Linked DNA regions of Homo sapiens: region 2 is linked to region 1. The links are chromatin contacts, found by Hi-C or POLR2A ChIA-PET in ENCODE. All regions are on one chromosome and are shown on one strand. The core of a region is the stretch at or near the end of the contact, and the rest is flanking DNA. Distances in the headings are between cores, read along the strand shown. Region 1 holds the start of KCNH1 (potassium voltage-gated channel subfamily H member 1). Region 2 overlaps NTRAS (non-coding transcript regulating alternative splicing).

Region 1 (3,974 bases), core at 993-3,492:
TCCTAAAAATATTCCCAGTGACTTATTCTATTCACATTCTATGATTACAGAGGGAAAGTGGCTCTAATAAGATCAACTAAAATAGACAGTATTCTGCCTTCACAGCTCCAAGATTCTTAAGGTTCCCTTAAAACCCAAGGCATCTTGTGACTTTTACATGTAAGTTTCTCTTCCTGCTCCCTCCACTCAAAAACATACACAGTATACATTAGGTACTGGGTTTCCCCTCTAACTTACAGGGCACTGCCTCTTTACTGAAAAATAGAATTGTCATTGATATTTATGAGAAAGTTGGTGTCACTGACAATGGGATAACCAAATTTGCAAGATTGTCTCCATACCCCTTAATAGTCCAATAAAAATAGCAATAATAGCACAGTAACTCTTATTTTATTTAAAAATAAATGAACAACTCCAGCTTTTTTATGGCAAAACAGTTCATTGTGGCTGTTCACATAGCAATTATCATCCCCTTGCATCCCCAGGTAATGACTGTGACCTTGACCTAAAAGCCACCTTAGTTTGAATAAGGAAGACCTTGAAAGGAAAGGTGACTGACCAGAAACACTCTTAAGAGGCACACAATAAAGAAATGATCATTTCTAAGAAAGTACTTAAATAATACGTGATTATTTGCTATGCTAGTTGATGTGTTTCATTATAAGATAAACTTAAATCACTGTTTAATTAAAGAGTGTTTATTAGTAGCATAAGTCACTTTTCATGCCCTTCCCCTGAATCCCTAACTAAATCCAAACAGAAGCTCATCATTTTACACAGAAGCTCCTTAGACTCTGAAATCGTGATATTTACACATTATTAAAACCCATTTCCTAAGTTAGCTCCTCATGTCTCCCTGGTAGAAGAATGTCATCTGTTTCTGGAAGGGGTGGGGTGGGGGCTCTAGGAGTCTGCAAAGAGCATCTTATGCTTGGCTATCTTTCAATATAGCCATTTGATGAACTCGTGCGCTGCGCCTTCCAACTGCCAGGACTCCTAGTCGCTCTGCAAGTGCTTAGTTGGGGTCTCTCCTCTGTTAAGTCCGAAAGGCGTTTGGAATTCTTCCTTTCCATCCCCGCTCCTAGGACTCTCGCCTCTCAAGGCTTCATGCTACCGTCGATCTTAATGCCACAAGGAAACAGATGAGTGCTGATTGTCAGTTTATTGGGTAATGGATCTATTTATAGGTTTGGTGAGATTGGGAATTTATAGGTGAGCAACACTTAAGGGTGGCATAAAACCGTTGTGGGTTTGGAAGAGGGGAAATATAACAGGTTTGTACCTGTGACCATTTAGTTCGCTCTGCACCTGTGCCCTCCACTTCCCACCTGACGCCAGGAAAACCATCTGCCCCTCACTTCGAAGGTGAGCCTTAACTTCACCTAGAAAGTGGTGGGTGGGTGAAGGGGTGGAATCAGGCCGCCGAGAGCACGTCCCGACACCTCGGACTTTTCAGTTGCAGGGATGGAAGGTGGAGGCAGCCGGATCCTCCCATTCTGAGGCAGCGGGGACCTGGAGTTGCCCGTCTCTACTGCTGGCTCTCCCTGGGGAGAGGCGGCGCCTCTGGGAGCAGCCCGGGAGCCCCAGAGCCTTCGCGGAAGGGTGGGCAGTGCCGATGGGGCGCGCGCTGCCGCTCCGGCTGCAGCCAGCTTTCCATCACTTTTCCCAGTACTTTGCTCAGCAGCTGTCACGCATCCTTGGAGATAAGACCGAGAGGGCGCTAGAAAGGCCCAAAAGGCGTCCCCAGAAGAGCTCTCCTGTTAGGATGGGGACCCATCAGACCCCGCCCCGCCCTGCCCACCTTTCTCTGCCTCGGGGAGGCTGCCCTGGGTGCCCGCGCCGCGGCTCCTTAGCAGAGCTCGCGGGTTCTGCTGCATCTGCTGGCTCCGAGCGGCGAGAGGTTCTGCAATAAAGGCACGGATAAAACGCCCGGGTAATCGAAATCCGAATGCACCTCTTACCATTGGACCGCCGAACAATATTCTCCAGAAACGTGTTTTGAGGGGCCACTAGTCCCCTCCTGCCCCCAGCCATGGTCATCCTCCCAGCAGCTCGGGGTCCGGCGGGCGTCCTGGCGCGGCTTCTTACGACAGCAGGAAACTGGCCTCGGGGCCCGCACGCAGTCCCGGCTCGAAGCGCCCCATGCGCCCGGCGGGGATCCGCAGGCAGGGCTGGCGGCTCCCTCTGGCTGCTACCCTCGCGCCCTCTTCGCGCCTCCCTCCCTGCGGCCCGCCTCGCAGTGCACTCGCGCCGGCCTCGGCTAGCGGCAGCCGCCTCCGGGTGGGCGGAGGGAGCAGCGGCGCCTGGGCCGGCGGCGCCCCCTACCGGGCTCGTGCCCCACCGCCGGCCTGCGGGAGACCAAGCTGGGGGGCTCCCGCAGAGGCAGGGAAGTGGCGGGCGGCCGTGGACCAAGGCTGGGACGGCAGCGCCACCCTCTGGGTTCAGCCGGGAAATGTGTTCAGGATGTGCCATGGGCTGGGTGGAGAGGAGGGCATTGTGAGCAGCTTTCAGGGCGGATTCACCCCCAACAAGTCTTAGGGGAGCGTGCTGATGTAACTCTCTTCCTTTGCTCTGTTTCAGGCCGGGGCCCCCGGGACCTGTGAGGCTCTGGGAACACCTTCTTGCCTTCCTGTAAGGTTAGCCTGACTAGTGAAAGTTGCCCCACCTTGATTCTAGGCCAGTGTTTGAGCAGTAATTAATGAAGTCGTATTGCAATAGTGCAGATTTAGAGTGACTGGCAGATTCAGCTTCAGAAGAGTTGTCTTGGGTTGTTTTTACCGTAGACACAAATGCAGGCTCCTGATGTTTGGTATGATCAGTATCAAACTGCCTGACAAACATCAAAGGGGTGGACTTGTCTCTAAGGGCGAATGCTCAGGAGAGGGGCAGCATTAATTAAGCAACCGTGGCTTTGGCTTGAAGGGTAGTCTGTAGTGCAGAGGATACAGTTAGTTTTTACAGCTGACCCCTGGTATACGGAAGAACCACATACACCCAAGGTTTCTGGACAGGGGCTAAGACAACGGTCGTTTGTTCACTTATTTTGGGGGATTTCGACCCACACATAGTCTGTACCTGCCTTTTTACTATGTATCCCCAGTCGGTGCGGTGGGAGACTAAGCCTATGTCCCACAGGAGAAATGAATGGAGAGTTTACTAGTTTCAGACTGAGTCAACAGTCAACACAAAAATGTAAGAGAAAAAAAAACTAACCCTGAAAATTAATTGTCTGGGTTAGCCATCCTGACATATCCTAATGTATTGCAAAGACATCCTGTCTCAGTTAATTAATTTCAAAAACAGAAGAACTAATTCTTGCCCAGAAATCTCTCAGAGTTGCTGTGAAGATCAAGCAAGAATTATGTATGGGGACAGCACCTTAAATTGTAAAGTGCTGTGCCAAGGTCAGACGTCATTATTGGAGTGACTAAATAAATTGGGCCATTACGAATATCACCCTTTATCTCGTCTTGTGTAGAGACAAAGTAAACAGATTGCTGTTAGCAGAGAGTTGGATAAGACTGTCATAGGATTTGAAATGCAAGTAATGATACACTTTTTCCTTAAGATAGCCTTCTACCCATCGCCTGTTACCTAGTCTAGAACAGTGATTTCTTAAACCCTAGCTCCGTCTAGTGGTTCTTTGTTCTATTACAAATGAGATAACACTGGTTGAAGAGAACTTGATTCTGAAATGTATTTGGTGCTGAGCTGAGCCAGTTTGGTGCCTATCCACTTCATTTGAATAAGTTCATTTAAATAAGGTTTTTAAAGTTGTGTTATCGCACAAACATGCCAAGGGAAGATTTTTCATGACAATATTAAAAACCCATCAAGAAACCTCATAATCCTGCTTGTGAAAGGAAGATAAAGAAAATAATGTGGAGGGGAAAACTATCATAGAGAGTTAATAAAATTTCTAAGGTTTTAATGAGCTCTCATGTTCTGTGGCTTAGATAAAAAAGGAAACAGAT
Region 2 (4,128 bases), core at 1,458-3,957, 520 kb after region 1:
GACACCTCCTCTGCTCTCAAAAACTCTGCTGACCCCCAAAGTATGGTTGTGACTCCCATTAAGCCCAAGACCCACGTAGACCCTATGCCCCCAGCCAGATCCTCATTGGAAACCCCCATGGGAACATACAAGAAAGTGGATCTCTTCCAGTTCCTCCCACATTACGTGGCATCAAGGGCTTTGGGAATGTCAAACCAAATACTCCCCTGTCCTCAGCAGAGCACCCTCCCCTTTCCCAACGCCCCCCCGCCGCCACCACCAGGCTAACGAAGTTCTAAATGGGGGTCAGGGCACAAAATACTCTGTGTTTGCCTTTTCTCTCAATCTATTCAACTGCTCACCCCACCCAACTCCCACCAATCCAGTCCTCTACCCTGGGACTTTAGCCTGCAGTAGGAAGATCAGCCCACGAGTGTGACCACCCAGGTCCCCAACCTCAGCCCATCTTCTTCCCAGTTTCCTGGGCCTGGAGGGGAGCTCTAATCCCTTTCAGTTTTAGCCTTGATATCCTTAACATCTTTGCCACTAGACAGTGGGCCACGGACGAGCTGCATCAGTATCCCCAGAGCTTATTAGAAATGTAGACTCTCAAGCCCCACCATGGACTTGCGGAACCAGGGCTTGTATGTTAACAAGGTGCCCGGGTGATTCACATGCACATTAAAGTCAGAGAAGCGGTGCTGGCTTGCAGCACATCCTGGCAGCGTGTTCTCCTTAGCTTATGTCAGACTCCTGGATCTGGTCCGCCAGGCCTGGTTCTTAATATGTTAGTGGAACTCAGCAAATTTAGGAAACCCTTCTCTCTCTTGTCAAAGTTTGACTTCTAGATGCTGCAGACTCAACTATCTTGCCTCCATGCCTTGGATGTCACTGGCTGCATAAGGACTTTGTCTTTCTCTTGACATTCTTGCTGTAACAATCCCAGTCCTCCTCAGTCCATTCTTCTTGAAAATGGCACTGGGGAAAGAGGCAAATATACAGAATGGAGAAAGAGAGAAACACATGAACATACTTGAAAACTACTCTCCCAGCTACAATAGCTTTTGCTGACTTGAGCTTCAAGTGATGCCAGCAGGCTACATGGAGGGTAGAGGTGAGAAGGGGTGGCACACACTTCACAGATGTCACAGAGGAGGACGCTCCTTCTACCACACTGTCCCTTGTCTAAGGACGCAAAGGAGAAAAGCCTTGCCTTAGCATCCAGAGTGGTTCAATATTACCTGAGCAAGTGAACTGCCTTTATTTTACAGGCCTCTAGGGCATAACTATCCATTTGCCCTTTTTTGTTTTGGCCACTAGGAAGCTTAGAGACAGATTTGTGGTCCAACAACGGTAAGTGTATGATCATGTCTAATTCTCATGCAGGACTGATCCCTGGCTTCACCCTAGCTTGTCTTCTTCCTCCTTGCTTTTAACATATGCATTTTATTATAACCATGTATTCGTATAAGCCACTTTAAATCTCTCCTGAAGCCAAGTGAAATAACTTTGTAAGTAGGTACTGTTCTAGGTCCTTGCCTATGGCGTATTCCCTCTTGATCTTTGCCATTGTTAACATCCCCATTGCACAGATGAGGACACTGAAGCGCAGAGAGGTGAAACAAGCAAGCCAGGCTCAGGGCAACGGTGAGTGTCCAAGCCAGGGTATCTCAGCTCTCTGTGTTCAGAGTTTGGGCCCCAGAAGGGACCACCTGGATCCTGTCTTGGCAGCAGGCAGGCCAACACGGCGCTGAGAGGGAGCTGAGGGGAGGTGTGGGTCAGATTTCTGGCAAGCCCTGAGGCTGTCAGTGAACCGCTGTGGGGTCCCCCCAGCATGTGCTTTGGGGCCACACCCTAATGGGGGTCTTCTTTATGTTATGACCACTCCTGCAGTTAATCAACCACAAGGTTGTTTTTTGTTGTTGCTGTTTTTTCTGTTTGTTTTTTTTTTTTTTTGAGACAGAGTTTCAGTCTGTTGGTCAAGCTGGAGTGCAGTGGCACAATCTTGGCTCACTGCAACCTCCATCTCCCAGGTTCAAGTGACTCTCCTGCCTCAGCCTCCCGAGTAGCTGGGATTACAGGCATGCACCACCACGCCTGGCTAATTTATGTATTTTTAGTAGACACGGCATTTCACCATGTTGGCCAGGCTGGTCTTGAACTCCTGGCCTCAAGTGATCCACCCGCCTCGGCCTCCCAAAGTGCTGGGATTACAGGCATGAGCCACCGAGCCTGGCCTTAAGCACGAGATTCTTAAGGATAGCACTGGGACCGGTGATTCTGTGACTGGAGCTGATTAACTGCTTTGTGGGAATAAGTAAGGGCTTCAAAGATGTGTGCCCATCTCGGCTGCCAGGCCCTGAGTTCTTGAGGTGGAAGCTGACTCTCCACCTTTCTGGCTGATCTAGGCAGGCTAGTTCCCTGAAGACTCAAGGTAAGCTGCCTTCTAGAATGAACTTGGGATGAAGGTAAATGATGACACAGGGCAGCTGTCTGAAAAAGAAAGGTTTATTTATCTAAACCAACAAGAAAGGATTCTTTTTAATTGGAAAAACAATTAAAGAATAGTGCATGTATTCAGATCCTATTTTTCCCAGTGTGTTTTTGTTGTTGTTGTTGTTGTTTTTGAGATGAGGTCTCACTCTGTCGCCAGGCTGGAATGCAGTGGCGCAATCATAGCTCACTGCAGGCTCCACCTCCCAGGCTCAGGCAATCCTTCCACTTCAGCCTCCTGAGTAGCTGGCACCACAGGCACACACCACCACGCCCAGCTAATTTTTTGCATTTTTGGGTTTCACCAGTTGCCTAAGCTGGTCTCGAACTTCTGAGCTCAAGTGATCTGCCCACCTCAGCCTCCCATAGTGCTGGGATTACAGGTGTGAGCCATTACACCCAGCCTACGTGTGTTTTAAATACACATACTCAGATGGATCCACTCAGACACACACACAGACCCCCATACACAGAGACACTCTATCCCCATCCCGCAACACACACACACACACACACACACACACACACAGAGTCTAGAAAGGACCACCAAACACCAAAGTGTTAATAGCTACTTCCGAAAGCAGAGATAGAAACTAGGCTAATGGGTGAGGAATGTTTACCTTTTAATTTTCACTATATATACTTTCCATATTGTTAGAACTTTTTACAACGATGTTGTCACTTCATGATTTAACTGTTTTGTTTTGTTTTGTTTTTTAATAGAGTGAATCATCTGTGAACACTTCCTGTGAACGTGTGACTATGATTATGGAACACTCTGTTGCATCAAGATGGCCAGAGATTGTCTCAGAGTCCAGGCAGTGGGAGGAGGGGGGATTTGTTTCCTGGCTGGGTGGTCGTAGGGCATCAAGGGATGAGCAGCTTTGGTTGTCTGGGATTTCAGCAGCTTGAGGGGAGCTGTAGGGCCCCAGAGCTGTCGCTGTGGCTGTGGTGTCAGAAATGTAAGCAAGGTGCCTCCATGGAGGTTAGCGAGGGTGCCCCTCTGAATGCCGGGTGGAATGCAACCTTTCGCATGGAGGAGGCCCTCAGCAGCTGACCTCTGTCTTCCCTGTGTAGAGGGAGGGAGGCTGAGGCTGGGGCTGAGCGAGGGGTAAAGTAAGCCACGTGTCTCATCAGCTAGCCTGCAGCAAGCACAGCCCTCTGGGAGGGCTGGTTCTATCCTCCTCCTTGGTGTGAAATCCATCAATCTAATAGGGATCCTTATTTTCCCAGCCACCAAGTCACAATGAGCAATAATCTCTTCTTGTTGGTGCATATAAATTTGCTTCATTCTTTTTTAAACAGCTGCCTTGTGTCGCCTTTTGCATTCAGCCCAAGTCCAGCCTAGGAGGACAGCCTTATCTTAAGTCACTGAGGGAACTAGCTTGCCTAACTGAAAGGGCTTTGCCCTGGAAGGAGAAGGGTCTTCTGGAAACATAAAACGTTTCAGGGGAGGGCAGTCCTGAATGAGATGGCTCTAGGGGGTGGGGGACACTGGACCGCCTGAAGGTACTGGGCATCTGGCCTGGGCTTTTGAGGAAATGCAAAGCCATGCTATAGATGATGCTGAGCAAAGGCGGGAGAGAGACGTGGGGGTCCTACCGGGGTCACTTGAAAACCCCTTCTCCGGCCTCCCCCACGCTAACCCATCTCTCC

The links. A loop is a pair of places that touch in the nucleus more often than their neighbours do. ChIA-PET counts read pairs that join two places held with the same protein, here RNA polymerase II (POLR2A). Pooled maps may share reads with other maps.
Region 2: a loop to region 1 is called in a map of PC-9, with 10 times the contacts of the local background. The contact joins the enhancer-like site here to the promoter of KCNH1 in region 1. A Hi-C loop is called at or near these places in 10 of 168 maps with a recorded cell type or tissue (A673, Calu3, HCT116 and 7 more), 6 of 37 single-sample maps with no recorded cell type and 15 of 50 pooled maps. POLR2A ChIA-PET finds 5 or more read pairs at or near these places in 2 of 52 experiments (MCF 10A and activated naive CD4-positive, alpha-beta T cell).

The regions. Positions count from the first base shown.
Region 1 is chr1:211,131,906-211,135,879 of GRCh38, forward strand. KCNH1 (potassium voltage-gated channel subfamily H member 1) reads right to left here and starts at 2,243. Exons shown (of 11, transcript NM_172362.3): 1 at 1,962-2,243. The coding sequence starts at 2,040. It overlaps KCNH1-IT1 (KCNH1 intronic transcript 1), which reads right to left and starts at 1,469. Exons shown (of 2, transcript NR_046784.1): 1 at 1,283-1,469; 2 at 374-1,121. RefSeq lists silencers at 33-233, 1,460-1,650, 2,145-2,424.
Region 2 is chr1:211,650,849-211,654,976 of GRCh38, forward strand. It overlaps NTRAS (non-coding transcript regulating alternative splicing), which reads left to right. Exons shown (of 3, transcript NR_131925.1): 3 at 3,196-3,774. Among named protein-coding and RNA genes, the nearest start is that of NTRAS, 13 kb to the left of the region's middle. Within about 2 kb of position 2,708, at least 2 of the 41 ENCODE cell types and tissues checked have a DNase peak (open chromatin) inside an H3K27ac peak, as active enhancers do; they include PC-9 and endothelial cell of umbilical vein, where a contact is called at or near this core.